2 separate regions of the Mus musculus genome follow, and region 2 is linked to region 1. Evidence: chromatin loops called from intact Hi-C (ENCODE). Cell type or tissue: left cerebral cortex. All regions are shown on one strand.

Region 1 (8,000 bases):
GGTAGCCATTCTAGCTCCTGGGGGCTGGGGACAGCTGAGGTCGGAGGAGACTTAATACAGCTCACCGGTAGAGCATTTGTCTAACAAGTGGGAAGCTCTGGGTTTGAGCCCTAGCATCACAAAACTGAATTCATGGATAAATAAGGAAGGAAAGACAGACAGAAAGGAAGAAAGGAAAAAGAAAGGAAGGAAGGTAGAAGATCCTAACAGACACTTTACAAAAAAAACAAAAAACAAAAAACAAAAAACAAACCCACCTGGCAGGCCAACAAGCATGTCCAGAGAGCCACATGATGGGTCATTGGGAAATGTAAATTAGAACAATCATGAGACACCACTGTATACTACTAGTCGTATCATATCCACTGGCTGAAATTTGGACCAAGGGGAATTCTCGCTCATTACCTACAGCACATAATAGAGCAACCACTTTGGAAGACCGTTTGGTGATCCCTTACAAAACTCGTACCACGTAATTTATCTCCTTGGCATTTAATCAAAGGAGTTGACAACATGCCCCACAAGACCTGCATGCAGATGTTTATTCCAACTTGATTCATTCCAAACTTAGAAGCAACAAGAATATTTTTCCGTAGGTGAATAAAGGTACTCACTCTGACATGTCCAGACAGTAGACTATAGACTAGTGATTTACAGACATGCACTGTGGAGCCTTGTAAAGAGGTGACGTGCTTGCCCTCCTGTTGCCACATGAAAGAAGCAGGCCTGAAGGCTGTGTGCTGGATAACTATAGCACACAGTATCTCATAAATCAGTAAAAACTATGGCCTGCAATTTCCAGAGGTCACAGAGGGGTGAACCGGTAGAGAGCAGGTAGTGATTAAAAGTGGTTGGCCTCTGACCACTCTAGAATCACCTAGAAGGCAAATCTCTGGGTATTCTGCAAGAAGTTTCTAGGTTGGGTTAACTGAGGTGGGAAGATCTATCCAATCTGCGAGTGCCACCATTCCATGGTCTGGGGTCTTGACCTGAATAAAAAAGAGAAAGTGAGGTGAATATCAGCACTCATCTCTCTCTGCTTCTTGACCATGGTTGCCATGTAAGCAGCTGCCCCAGGACCCAGCCATCATGCCTCCCTACCATGATGGACTGGACCATTAAACTGTGAGCCAAAACAAAGCCATCCTCCCTTAAGTAGCTTTGGTTGGGACTTTTGTCTCAGCAACATGAGAAGTAACCAACTTAGTGAGATGCTTTAACTGTGAATTCAGGGCTTCAGACCCATGTTCTAAGACACAAAGTGTGTGCCACCAGGAGTGGAAGGTGACCTGAGGACTGTGGGGGGTTTGGATGTGTCAGTTACTATCACAAGCTTCCCACTGTGGAGGGGAATGCTGATGGGGGTGGTGTTTCTGAGAACTTTCAACCGTCCTAGAAAACAGAGCCCTTTTGATAAAGAGTCTCTTGTATCCCAGGCTACATGAATTTCTAAATTTTCTGTGTAGCTGAGGATGACTGTGAACGTCTGATCATCCTGCCTCCCGTCGTGAGTGCTGAGATTGCAGACTTATACCAGCACATCTGATTTACATGGTTCTTGGGAAGGAACCCAGGGCTTTGTACATACTCAGCAAGCACTCTGCCGAGTGAGCTACATCCCAACCTTGAAACTCTATTTAGAGAATGCTGTTTCTCTAAATAGAGTTGCTTAACGATACATTTTTTTTTTTTTAAATGGAGGCTGGAGAGATGGTTTAACAGTTACAGGAGCACCTGTGGCTGTTGTAGAGGAACTGGATTAGGCTCCCAACATCCATCCACATGAACGCTCACCAACATCTGTACCTTCAATTCCAGGGGATCTGACACCTTCTTCTGGCCTCTGAGAACACCAGACCTGCACACTATACACATACATGTGGGGAAGCATTCATACATATAGAATAAAAAGATCTCTTAAAAATGATGCTATCTCCAAATTATAATTACAAATTGAAGTCATTATGATGCACATATATTTTTAAATAAATGATAGCGTCCTTTGCTTTTAGGTAGAAATGGGAAGTTGTTTCCAATAATATTTTTATTTTCCTCTGTGGAATGTCCCTGTCTATTTCATTGCATAGTCAGTCTGGCCAGATAACCAGCAGCAGATACTTTAAAGATAATGTTATCAATAGTGACATGTTCTTCCCCAAGTTATGTGAGAGGGAAAGTCACTAGAACTGAAGAGTCATATCTGTTTGTGTCAGACCTAGTGGGGAAACCCCCACTCAACTCCCGATTCGGTGTGCACCCAAAAAATCACGAAGGACCATCTTGATGTAATTACATGAGGTCGTTTAATGATGGAGCTCCAGACCGACATGCATCCCACACAGGAGATAACGGATGTTGGCCACAAGGCTCGAAAGCTAGGGGTTTTTAATGGGGTAAGGGGCTTAGGGGTGTGGAATTCAGCATAGCGACACACTATTGGCTTATTCAAACATCAGCAGAAAAAGTACATGTACATGCAGGATGTCAGAGTTCTGTGAGTTGTTGACTCAGTTCAGATAGCCCTGTTATGTCTTCACATTGCTCTTTATCTTAAGGTTAAGCTGTTCCCAGGAATGTTTTAACTATGGGGCATACCCAGGTTTGTTTTTCTCTTTTCTCAGCCCCAGGCAGCCTCTAGGCTCACAAACAACCAGCAATTCCTGAGTACTTTATATGACTTATAGGTCTTGAAATTTCATCTTTCTTTCATTGGCAAACTTGGCACCTCAATAAACATGAATTTTCAACACTGCTATTTTTAATTCCCTAGAATACCAGTTTATGTTTCTGACAAACTGCCCATTGTCATCTTAATTATGACATAATACTTGGTTTTGTAAGGATACTACCCTTTTGACAACTTACACGATAACACAAAGATCAATTCATGTATTCTGGATTCCTCATTTGCATATAGTTAATCACTGTCTCTGTGAAGACTTGGGTACTGGTTTTTATGAATCAGGTCATCTCTAAGGGCAGCTAAAGCCAGATCTCTGGGGCAGGTGACTCCATAGTGACAATTGTGAATGACTAACACGTCTCATATCTTGATGGATCAGGAGGCCACAGTGCATAGGAAGTAGATCTGGGCTTTAAAATATAAAGGGTCAGCCCCACAATGACTTACTTTATTTAGCCATCTACTAAAGGTTCCAGAACCTTCTGAAACAGTGCCACCATCTGGGGACAAATGTTCAAACAAATGAGCCTATGTGTGTTGGGGGGAGTCCATTGCATATTTATATATAAGATAGGAACTTAACTTTATAAGAATGTTCCTAGTTTTTAAAAGGAATAATTTTTATATCCACCAGGCATGTGGGAGTATCTCTCTTGCTTCTACATCAATGCTAGGATCTGGTAGTGTTAATGATTTGAATTTCACCCATTTTGGACCATTTGTAATAATATCTAACTAATATTTTAACTTGTATTTCATTGATAGCTAATGGTGACAAACTTTTTCTTTTTCTTTTTCTTTTTCTTTTCCTTTTTCTTTTTCTTTTTCTTTTTCTTTTTCTTTTTCTTTTCCTTTTCCTTTTTCTTTTTCTTTTTCTTTTTCTTTTCCTTTTTCTTTTTCTTTTTCTTTTTCTTCTTCTTTTTCTTTTTCTTTTTCTTCTTCTTTTTCTTTTTCTTTCTTTCTTTTTTTTCCCTATGTTTGTAGGCCATTCACAAATCTTCCCTTTGAAATATTGTTGAAGCTTAGCTTTTCTTTGGGTTATTTGTCTTTTTCAGTTCCAGTTTTATATTATTTGTTTGTATGTGGCTGTGTGAAGGGGCTTTGGGTATCTGCATGTGTTCATGTGGGTGTATATGCACAGATCATATCTGCGCATATGCATTTATGTAGGTCAGGGCTAGCCTTGTGTGTCTTCTGTTGCTGCTCCCACCTTATCTCCTTAATTAAAAAAAAAAGATTTATTTTTATTCTTATTTATGTGTGTGTATCTGCTCTTATGTATGTTACCTGCCTAGGGAAGAGGCTGTCAAATCCCTTGAAGCTACAGTCACAAGTGGCTTTGAGCTACCTGACATGGGTGGTGGGAATTGAAATCAGTTCCTCTGCAAGAGTAGCAAGTGATCTTAATGGAGGAGCCATTCCTTTGGCCCATCTCCAGTCTTCACCCCCCCCCCCCTTTTTTGTTTTTTAATTGAGTTCAAGCTCTCAAGGAACCTGGATCTTGTCATTTTGGTCAGACTGATTGATTAGCTAGTGAGCTCTGGAGGCCTCTGAACCCCACAGTACTGGGGCTGCAGGTCTATAATGCCAGGACATTTACATGATCCGAACTCAGGTCATCATGTTTGTGAAGTGTCAGCTCCCTAGTCCCTAGAGCAGTGGCTCTCAACCTCCCTAATTCTGCGACCCTTTAATGTTGCAGGAAATATTAGAAAAGTGACACTATTCCACACTAGACCCAGCTACTCTCTGCCCCGGCAGGCTGGTGGGCCATACCCTGGCAGGCAATGGCTGTCCTGTTCTTATCTCATGGATACTCCCTGACTCAGAGCTCCAAAATCTCTCCACCCAGCTCGCCAAGTTCCCACTGGCAGGTTGCTACCCCGTCAGTCCCATGCTTCAAAACTCCCATAGCCTTCTGTGGGGGCACATCAGGCAAAACCATGCTTTGCTGCTGAACCTTTCTCTCTGGAGCCCAGTCAAGCCTCTGCATGAAGGAAAACACCACACAAATTTAGTTTAGAAACAATGGTAACTCAACTGCTGGGCGCAACAACTAGAATCTTAATCTTGTAAGCCTTATTAAACTAAATCCTCCGGTGGCGAATCCTAGCAAATCCACCATCGAAACCGAGACACTAATAGCTACATCTTTTTTTCTATCTCTGACCAAAAGCCCCCTCTCTCTCCTGCTTCCTCTCCTCCCCATCCAACCAGGAAGTCCCACCTGTTTGCTCCTTTGAATATCCATGTTTTCAGATGGTCTTAGGTGACCCCTGGGAAAGGGCCATTCAACTGCCTAAAGGGATCACATCTTACAGGTTGAGAACCACTGCCCTTAGAAGGTTTGAAATCACATTTCCTTTTCCCTGAGTTTCTTAGATGTCTCTGATAAAAAGCGTTTTACTGTCCTGGTTCTTTGTTTTCTGGAATTTCAAAGAATATTAAGGATTCTTTGTTTTGTTAATCTATTCCTCTAGCCTCTACCAACTCCTTGCTGTTAGCCAGCTTAATAAAGCTGTAAAATCAGGTTGAATAAGTCTTCTAAATGTGCCTTTCATTTTTAATATTGTTTTGGCTACTCTGCATCTTTCTTGCTTCTCTAAAAGAATTGGGTTTACTTAAGTTTCTCTGTGCTACCAAGCAAGTAAAAGGTTCTCCCACTACTAGGAGCTAATTGGCACCTGGGAACATTGGTTGTCCTAGTTTCAATTTTTTTTTTTTTTGCTGCAATAAAATACTCTGACCAAAAAGCAATGTAGAGTTGAAAGGGGTTTATTTAATTTTACAATTTCAGGCCATAGTCTATCACTGAAGTGAAGCCAAGGTAGGAACTTCAAATGGCTATTCACTTTACATCCACAGTCAAGAGCAGAGAGAAATAAGTGTGTGCATTCCCGCCTGCTTGCTTGCTTGTGTTCAGCTAGATTTCTCTGCCCTTATACATTTAGCACCACCTGCCTAGGGAATAGTGCTGCCCACACTGGGCTGGATCTTTTCACATCAGTTAACTTAAGACAATCCCCTACAGACATGCCTATGGGCAAACCTGATCTAGACAAACCATCAATGACTCTCTTTTCCCTGGAGCTTGTAAGTTGTGTCAAGTTGCCAATGGCAGCTACCCATTACATGGATCTTTAGTTTCTTTACAACCTCAACGCTCTTAAGGGTTTTCAAAACTGTGACTTTGTGGGCTTTATCAACCAGTCTCATGAGTTTGTCTGAAGCTCTAGAGGGAGATGAACTGTACACAGCTTTTCATACTGGGCTTTGTATCAAAATGACTAACAGCGAATGTAGATGATGAAACAACTTTTAGAATGGTTGAATGTTCCTGGTTTTGTGTCCATCACTCCAGGCTTCCTCTAGCTGCACAGTGAGCTGGTAGAACCAGTATGTCTATGTTTACTTACACCCACTGGTGGCTCACCCATGGGAAAGCTTAGAGACAGAGCACACCTCTATGCTACTAATGAGAATACAAATAGTGGGTGGCCGTCAGTTGGAGAGGTGATTTAGTATAGTTACACAGCTTCAATATGATTTGAATCTCACCTCTACTTACTTAAGCTGTGGGAAGTGAGTGACCAGTGTTTTCCTTCTATGTCTTTTACATTTTCATGATATCTTTGTACAGACCTTATGAGGTCTCTGTGCTAGCCCCAACAAGTTTCTACTGTTCAGAGGGTACAGTGTCTTTGTCAAAAGAGAAGTTTGCTGGTCCTAGCAGACCTACAAACAAAAGCCTGCTTCTTCTTCCTTCTTTTTCTTTTATATATGTATAAATGTGTGTGCGCGCACGTGTGCATCAACCTTCACAGAGGTCAACCTTCACAGTCATTCCTCAGTGATTGTCCACTGCTGTTATTTTTTGGTGGAAAGGGGCCCCAATAGAACCTGGAGCTTGCTGGCTTGGCTAGACCAGCCTGTCAGCAAGCCTTGGGGTTCTGCCTATCCCATCCACCCAGAATTAAGATTATAAATGTGCTTCACCATTCCTAGCTTTTTTGTTTGAGTTCTGGGCATTGAATTCAGGTCTTCATGCCTGTATGGGAAGTACTTTACTAACTGAACCATCCCCCATCCCCAGCCTCTTCCCCTTTTTATAAGCATTTACCTAAAAGGTGGATATCTGTTCCACAGGAAAAAGCCCCAGCCCCATACATTTCTGTGATCAAAGGCCTAAGAAATGCTTGCATCAGATATCCCTTAGAGCTTCCCAGCATGTGTCTGCACATCAGAGCATCCGTTATGGAGCAATTTGTTCCATTTGATTGACACATGATGTTGTACATTTATTTAGATAGGAAACACTTTTTAGGACCTATATATTAACATTCTGTGAAATGATTTTCACTGGCCCATGTCTCAGTTTAAAAATATTCCTTCAATCTTTGAGTGAGAAGGTGAAAACAGAGTCTATTTATAGATAGAGGAAGAAGTAAAGGGCTAGGGTATATAGGGTAGGCAAAATACCCTTGGCCAATTTTATCAAGTAGAGTTTATTTGGGCAAATCAAAACCCAACAAAATACCTCTCTAGAACCCAGAAGCTCCCAGAATGTTGTTTGTGCATTTTCTGAGATGACATGAACAAATGTCTCCTCACCTCAGATATAGAACAATACCACAAACCAAAGAAATGATTGTACCTACCTAGTTTGGTAAGCCAACGAGTTCGATTAGGGTCACCTCCAGGAGCAACGGTAATGGATTACTCAAAGAAACATGGATGAGGGGTTGTAAGGTGCTATCCTTTGAGCCTCCATCTTCATGAGATCAGACGTACCTACTTACTAGGGTTCATCAGTGCAGGGAAGCATGGGTTGGGACTGTGGACTGTTGAAATATTATCTCAGGGAAAGGAGGCAGGAAGGGTCACTGGACCATCACCTGAGTATCCTGCCTCTCCTCTCAGCCATTTGCATGCAATTCTGCAGCATTTGCACATGACAGCTGGGTCTTGAGAGGTAGAGTCTCTAGAGTGTGTAGGCTAGGAAAGACTAAGGAAAGGAGGCACTATCTATGTAGCTATCTATTAGAAGCTATTGTACGTGTTGCAGCAGGTCTTCCAGTGATTTTGGGCACCCATGTCTGCCAGTAATCCCTCACCCACACTTTGTAGATAAGCCCCAAAAATTTACTTGGTTAACTATGATGAATGGAACTTTGGTTTGTCAGGAAGACTTTAGGGTGTCTGTACCACTGGGGAAAATGCCTCTTTCTCAGCAACTATTAGTGGTCTATAAATCCTGGGGAGGGTGGAACATTATGAATCCCTCCCCAACTCTATGTCAGGTCATGAAGGCTCCCAG
Region 2 (8,000 bases), 120 kb before region 1:
GCCTTTCCTTGTAGGAGCACACATGTGCACCTGCATCTGCTATACACAGGTAGGGGTGGGGCATTCCCTAAGAGCTCTGACACACAGTCTCACCTGAAGCTCTGACTGTCTTGTAAACTACAAAGCTAAAACACTGCAGATTCTTCCAAAAGGCTAATGACCACTGAACGGCATGACAAGCACAGCTTTAAAAATTTAACAGAAACTCGTTACTAATTCATTCCTAGAATCAGCTTTTTAAAATTCTTCTCCTCGGTGCTCACAAGCTACAGAATCAGACTTCTCAAGCTGTTGAATTTTTGTCCCCACTGGGAAGGCGACACACAGTCTCAGACTATTTTTCCTCTCCACCCACTTTTACAGAGGTAGGCTGTGGTATACAGGGAGACAGGAAAGGACAGCATAGGATGGGATGAGACAAGCCCTTCCAGCTTTGTGGAGGGAACCCCTGCATACTACTCCAGACATCTGGACCCTAAAGATAGTGTGGCCTGAGGCAGGTCAGGTAGGATGAAGGGTCATAGTTGCAGCAACTCCACGTGATACATTTTGCTGTTGGAACCTAGCCCTTAGGTTGGGAATTCTAGAACTAGAGATGGAATCTGTGTTATTTTCCTCTTCCTGCTGCTGAGATAAAAATAGCCTGAAAAGCAAAAAGTGGAGAAAGGGTTTATTGGGGCCACAATTCTAGGTTTCAGTCCATCACTGCTGGGAAATCAAGGCGGCATGAATTAGTCACATCGCATCCACAATCAAGAGTAGAGACAATGCATGCATGCTGATGCTCAGCTTCTTTCTCTGCCTTTACAGGGTTCATAATTCCCTTCCTAGGGAATGGTGCTACCCACAATGGGTGACTCTTCCTATCTCAATGTAAACAAAAGAATCTCCTACAGACATGTCCACAGGCCAACCTGATCTAGCCCATTCCTCCCATCCCAGCTGATTCTAGGTAGTGTCAACTTGACAATGAAAATAACTGTCACGGGGCTTATTCCCTAAGTTACCATAGGGTAGAGTGTTGAGCACAGAAAGTTATCTGCTAAGCTCTTTATGAATTGGGGTTGAACGTACATTAAGGTCCTCCCATCCTCCTGGTAGCTCATTTTCCACTGACACCAGACCTCACTGAGGACCAGGTTTTTGGAGCTGAAGTAGGACCAAGTAGCATCCACATAGTCAAGAGTAGATGACATTAAGGGAATAATTGCAGTTTGGATATTATTTGACGGACATTTGCCTTTAGAATATGTGGGGTTTTGTGTTAATTATCAACTTGACAGAATCTAGAATCATCTGGGAGAAGGACCTACGGGCATGCTTGTGAGGGATTATCTTGATTACTATAATTGATGTGGTAAGACTTACTATAATTGTGGGTGAGACTACTGCCTAGGCTGGGCTCCTGGACTGTATACAATGGAGAACGCTATCTGAACACTAGCATGCATTCTATTTCTGGGTTGTGGATGCCACGTAGCCAGCTACTTCAAGCCTGGACTTTTCTACCATGATGAACTCGACCTTGGACATGAGCCAGAAAAAAACAATTTCTTCTTTAAGTTGCTTTTGTCAGAGTATTTTATCACAGCAACAGGAGAAGAAAGAAAGATTGGACTTTTGTCCAGAAGAAAGTACTTTTGGCTACTTCATGGGTTCCTTTTTCTGCCACCCTTCTCCATCCTTATCCCTTCTAACCCCCCAACACTAGTAGGAGAGAAGGCTAGAGGGGAAAGGGGGCATCGATATTGTTAGGCTACTTCCTGCTGGGGCAAGTTTGATCTTTGTTGTCAGGATATCACCAACCACCACCACCACCACCACCACCACCACCGCTGCCACCAGCAGCAGCAGCAGGAGGAGGAGGAAGAGGAGGAGGAGGAGGAGCAGAGAAAGCCCTCTCAGGACACTAGCTTTTTGTTTTTTCCCCCTCAAGAGTCCCCAGAATTTCAAACGTCATACATATGCAGGAACTATCTGTAGCTGGCAAAATCACCCCTGCCAGAGCATGAGGCAAATCACAGTCTGCTACTATGGACAGCCCCATATCCCACATCTGGGATTAAAACAAAAAAAAAACATATTCCTATAACATTTCTGTTTTTAAAGAAACCATTCTCACTACAGAAGTTAGAGTTTATTTAACCCAAGCCCTTAGTCAAGCCTATGTTCTGCATTCTAACTTTACCTCTGTTCCTCAGCATACACACCCAATTCTCTGGGTCTCTGAATATCCCGGATTCTTTAGATCTGATTCTTGCTTTGAATGTCTTCCATGTACCCTTACTCCCACCTCTTTTGGGCAGGGAGAAACCGAACAATAGAATGACTAGATATTAGAAAGGGGATTTATTAGATTGACTTCTATGATCTAGACTGGGTAGTCCAAAAATCCCTGTCTGCATGCCAGGCATGTCTAAGGATGCAGAAAAACGAGTAACTACAACTACTCAGTCCACGAAGCTGGAGACCCACTAGTTTCAGTCTGGTATTGAAGGCCCAGGTAGGGGATGTATCCTAGAGAGTCACTGGTGTTCAGTCTCAATTAGAAATGCAAGGAAGCCAGTGTCTAATGCCAGTGAGGGATGGCAGCAGCAAGGACAATGGAATGGACACACTTATCAGGGAGAAGTGAAGGCAGGCAGATAGCATTATGCCTCAGATGTTCTGCCTAGGCTACCTTAGGAATGGGCCACCCATTCAGGACTAGGGTCTTCTCCCATCACAGACCCACCCAACATTGTTCCTCTTAGTCAGTTCCAGATCTACTTGAGATAAATGTCACATGGACTATCTGGCAAATTTCCATTATTTCCTAAGACTGTCTCAATAATTTGTCCTGGGGGACTTTTTTCTGATACTCCACACTGGTGTATTCAGGTGACTGTCACCAGTTCCATGCACCAGATCTTTCTTCTTACTATTCCCACAACCTTGTGATATGCCTAACATGTACTACATTCTCCACGTAGTATATTTAAATGCCTACCATGTACTACATTCTCCATGTACTACATTTAAATGCTATTTAAATGGCTGTCATTATCAGCTCCTGTTCACTGAGATGTTTTATAATGCACAATGCAACATGCTAATAACTAGAAAATGGAAGATAGTAGGATAGACCTTGTTCTAAACTCCAGCTTGGAAGTCAATTTTCCTGAGGGCAGTATAGGTTATTCAAATCCCTGCAAACCCACAAATAGCCTGACTAATTTCATTACATATCAACTTGGGGGATGTTTTGGTGTATGGCATATTTTTGGCAATGGAAGAGGACAGTAACATTAGAGTCATAAAATACAGCAATAAAGAACAACTCTCGAAGAAGACTCAAAAGACAGGCTTTATCTTTTAGACAGACATATGGAAGAAAGGATTTGTTGATAATAATTGTGCTGTCCTTGGTTGGTTAGCCATGATAACATCATTTTCTAGGTGACTTAATTAAAAGTCCCTGTGGCGATTTTTATTGTTTCGAAACTTGACAACATCTGGACTCACCGTAGAGGCCTCTGGGTGTGTCTGTGAGGGAATTCTTAGATTTGGGTAACTGAAGAGAGAAAGCCCATCCTAATCACAGGCAATGATTCTGTGGATTGGGAACACAAGCTAAATATAAATTAAAAAGCAATACCAGGCATGGTGCTAAATGCTTCTAATCTCAGTGCTCTGGAGGCAGAGGCAGGCAGATTTCTGTGAGTTTGAGGTCAACCTGGTCTACACTGGGAGAACCAAGACAAGCAGAGCTTCATAGTAAGACCGTGTCAAAAAAAAAAAAAAAAAAAAAAAAAGAAAGAAAGAAAGAAAGAAAGAAAGAAAAGTGAGCACCAGCATACCAGCATTTCTCCCCTGCTTCAGGGCCTCTCATACAGTGTGAATAGCTGTCTCATGAACCTGTCCCCACGCCTTCCCTCTTTGCGATGGATCACACCCTCAAACAGTGAGCTACACAAATCCTTCTTTAGTTGCTTTGGTCATAGCAACAAGAAAAGAAACTGTATCCACAGTTTCTGGAGCAATCCCTTGGATTTTGATGTGGTCAAAGAATAAGCCACGGGACCAGCAAAAATCCCTTAAAACCTCACAGACTTTGTTGGCCTGTGATGGTTTAGAAAGGAGCTTAAGTGCCTGGGAAGTCTCAAAGACATCATTCAGAAGGATATTTAGCTGGCAGCATTTCACGTAAGTGGTGAAAAGCTGTGCACTTTTTTGGCGAAAGTACTCTTGGAAACAAGGGTCCCACTCTGTGGTTCGGGTGGGAATCCATGGGAGAGGCCAAGGAAAAGCAACGGCTTGGATTTAGACGCTATGTGCACACACCAATGTAGACTATGAACACCTTCAGTGGACTCCCTTCCTCTACACACCTTCAAAATCCAGGCCCCTCCTGGCAACTTTCTTCTGAACTCTAGAGTTTTGAAACCCCTTGCTGGGCCTTTTTTTGGGAAGCGATGGCTGTCTTGAAGGACTGAGGGTCATTCTAGGTTTCTCTTCTTCTCTTGAGGCATGGTCTTGGCTTCATCCAGAGCTGTGTCAGCATCCTTCTTAGACTCCAGGAGAGAGAATGGATGGTTGAGGGCAGCCAGGGCAGCCACTAAAGCATCCGGGGGATTAATGATTACCTCATAGACAGCTATTCTTTTGAAAATCATTTTCAAGTTGATGAACTCATTGGCGCTGGAGACAGAGACCCCGCACCACAATTCAGGAGGCCTTTTCTCTCATTTGCAGTTTTTCTTTAACTAATTGGATGAATTTTCCCCTCTCTAAGCTCCTCTAAGTAGAGCCAGTGAAAGAATCAAAAGAAGTGTTAAGATTAGTTGCAGCAGGGTCTGACCTACTTTAGACCAAATATTCTGGAGAGAAGAGAAGACCAGATTTCAAGTTTCTGTTTGCTTTGTGTCTAAATCCTTCACTCGGCTAAATAGGACCAAAGACATTATTTCATGGAGACTTAAGAGTTTCATTTTCTGTGGCCAATACTTGACTAATGAGCTTGGTTCTTGTATGAGTGAAGGTTATTAAATAAAGGAACTGTCTTTGCTTTTGCCTTGAAAAAGCAATGCTAATTTTGCTTTTTTTTTTTTTAATCTTAGTACTTGTCCAAGCTTAATAGAAGAATAAATGTTTAATTTTCTCTGAGAGTCTTAGAAACAGAAAGGGAAGATTGAACTTCAAATGAAAAAAAATATTACCTAACAGAGAGCTTTCTAGAACATTCTCAAGAAAACAAAAAAAGTAGGGCCAAAGAGGTAGTTCAGTTGGTAAAGTACCAGCCTTGCAAATGTGACAACCTGAGTTCAGATTCCCCAGCATCCAGGTAAAAAACTGCTGTGACAATGGTGAGCTTCATGATGGTGGAGGAGGCAGAGGCAGGCAGATCACTTGAAGGTCCAGGGATACTTAGCTTGGCTTACATGGCAAAGTCTATGCCTATAAAATACCCTGCCTCAAAACAAGAACAAGAACAAGAACAAGAACAAGAACAAGAACAAGAACAAGAACAAGAACAAGAACAAGAACAAGAACAAGAAGAAGAAGAAGAAGAAGAAGAAGAAGAACAACAACAACAACAACAACAACAACAACAACAACAACAACAACAAAACAAAGGTGGAAGACATCAGAGGAATACCACCCTAGGTGGTAATCTCTCTCTCTTTTTATTTGTTTATTTTGTTTTTTGTTTTTTAAATTAATTTTAACTGTCAACTTGACACAGCCTGGAGTCATTTTGAGAAGTGAGTCTCAATTAAGGGATTTACCAAATCAGGCCGATTTGTGGACATGCTTGTAGGGGATTGTCTTGACTGTTAATTGCTGCACTATGGCCCAGTCTACTGTGGGCAGGACCATTCCCTGGGCAGGTTGTCCTAAGCCAGCTAAATATGAGCCTGAGAGCAACACAGCAAGCAGTATTTTCCCATCATTTTTGTTTTAGCTTTCTGCTTGAGTTCCCACCTTGACATCTCTTTGTAATATCCTTTGACTTGGAAATATATCTGAAATAAACCATTTCCTCCCTCCCTGTTACTTTTGATCTCTCTCTCTCTCTCTTCTTTGTTCTCTCTCCTCTTGGCTTCTGGTTCCCTCTCTTCTCTCCCTTTCTCCCGTTCTCCCTCTCTCCCTCTCTCCTCTCACAGCTCAGTCTACTATGCTGGCCATGTTCAATCCACTACTTTCTCTACTTGCTCTGGACTCTTCCAGATGCCTCTGCCTGTTCGCTTCTTCATAGCTACCATACAAGCCTCTCCCTTAATCATATCTAGGAATGGTCATGTCCTCATTTTCATTCATTAGTCAAATATTTTATACAAATATGTCTGGCTACCAAATCTCCTGCCTCTCAGTTCTTCCCACAGTTCCTATCTCTGCCCAGATGTCCTACCTTTACTCTCCTGCATCAGCTATAGTCCTTTAGCTCTTTATTAAACCAATCAGAAGGTGATGAAGAAGAAAGTTTACAAAACACTGAGACAGGCGATGCTTCATAAAAATAATAATATCAAAGTCTATCATTGGCTTTTTTTTTTTTTAATGTGGGTTCTGGGGACTGAACCCATGTCCTCATGCTTACAAGGCAAGCTTTTTAGCAACTGAGACATAGTCCCAGCCCCCCTCCAGGTTTCTTTTCACTGTTGCAGAAGGAGATTTCTGGCTTGTGTTTTACCTTCCAACATTGTGGTGAATCCAACATATATATTCTGCTGTGGCTCTTTTCCTTTCTACCATCTCAGGGTAACACAACCAACAAACTTTGGAAGGACAGGACACTGCAGAGGCTCTATACACATCTGGGGAATAGCTGACAGTTCTACGTTGCTTAGGTAAGTGGGGGAATCCTGGGGAATACCAAGAGCAATGTTCCTGAGCCTGAGTATTCCTTGTCCCACTCCTGCAGCCATGGAGCTAGCCTAAATGTCTACAAGCCTGTGGTAAGTAATATATACATGAAATGTTGTATTATAGAATATGCTAGATATTGAAGTATTATGTGAATTCCATGGTGGACAAAGGAAGGTCTTCTGAGGCCCCATTCTTCTCTGAGGGACTATGGGTAGTTGATGTTGGCTCAGGAAAGACACATCATGCTCCTTAGTGGTGTAACCACTGGAGAGTCGTGCTTGGGTAAAAAGTCTCCCACTCATGATCATGCAAGCAACATTAATTAAATGTACTGGGGCACACACAAATCGAGGTAGTAAAGAAGAAGGAGATTGTAGGGAAGAAGGGGTTCAGTGGGAGAGGGAGGAGGATAACAGAGGGTAAAGGGCAATACACTAACATACATTGTGTGTGTGTGTGTGTGTGTGTGTGTGAAAGTGTAAAAGAATAAATAAAATGTAAAAGTAGATCCAAGCAACAATATATGAAAGATGTACACACACACACACACACACACACACACACACATATATATGTATATATATGACTGAGGAGATCAAATAAAATACTTGTCTTGCAAACATAAGGACCTGAATTTGATTCCTAGAACCCATGCAAAAAAGCAGGCATGGTAAAAAGAAGAACATGCTCATAATGTCAGAGCTTGGAAGGCAGAGACAGGCAGCCACAATAGCCTGTGAAAGAGACTCTGCCTCATAGAAGCAAGATGGACAGTGCCTGAAGAATGACAGGAGAGGTGTCCTTTGGTCTCTGCATGCACACTTACATATACACATACATGCACACGAACATATACATATACATGCACACGCACATGCTGACACATACACACACACATACTGACATGTACATACATGCTGACACACACACACATGTACACACATGCTGACACACACACGTACACACATGCTGACACATACACACACACGCACACACACACATGTTGACATGTACACACATGCTGACACACACACATGCACACACATGCTGACACACACACACACATGCACACACATGCTGACACACATACACACATGCACACACACACATGCTGACTTGAGATACTGAGAATGAAAGGCTGCTGCCATGGC

What was found. A loop is a pair of places that touch in the nucleus more often than their neighbours do. Peaks named below come from ENCODE experiments on the same cell type or tissue, not always from the same donor. Only the 100,000 strongest peaks of a DNase experiment are listed, where the experiment ranks them.
Region 2: a loop joins it to region 1, with 2.0 times the contacts of the local background. A loop is called at or near these places in 4 of 42 quality-filtered maps.

What each region holds. Positions count from the first base shown.
Region 1 is chr1:127,033,047-127,041,046 of GRCm38, reverse strand. No RefSeq gene overlaps it. Among named protein-coding and RNA genes, the nearest start is that of Gm41945, 13 kb to the right of the region's middle. In left cerebral cortex, a CTCF peak has its summit at 3,191 (motif pointing left); no DNase peak of the experiment used is centred here.
Region 2 is chr1:127,157,120-127,165,119 of GRCm38, reverse strand. No RefSeq gene overlaps it. Among named protein-coding and RNA genes, the nearest start is that of Mgat5, 44 kb to the left of the region's middle. In left cerebral cortex, no CTCF peak of the experiment used is centred here; DNase peaks (open chromatin) are centred at 319, 4,184 and 4,557; H3K27ac peaks cover 473 bases.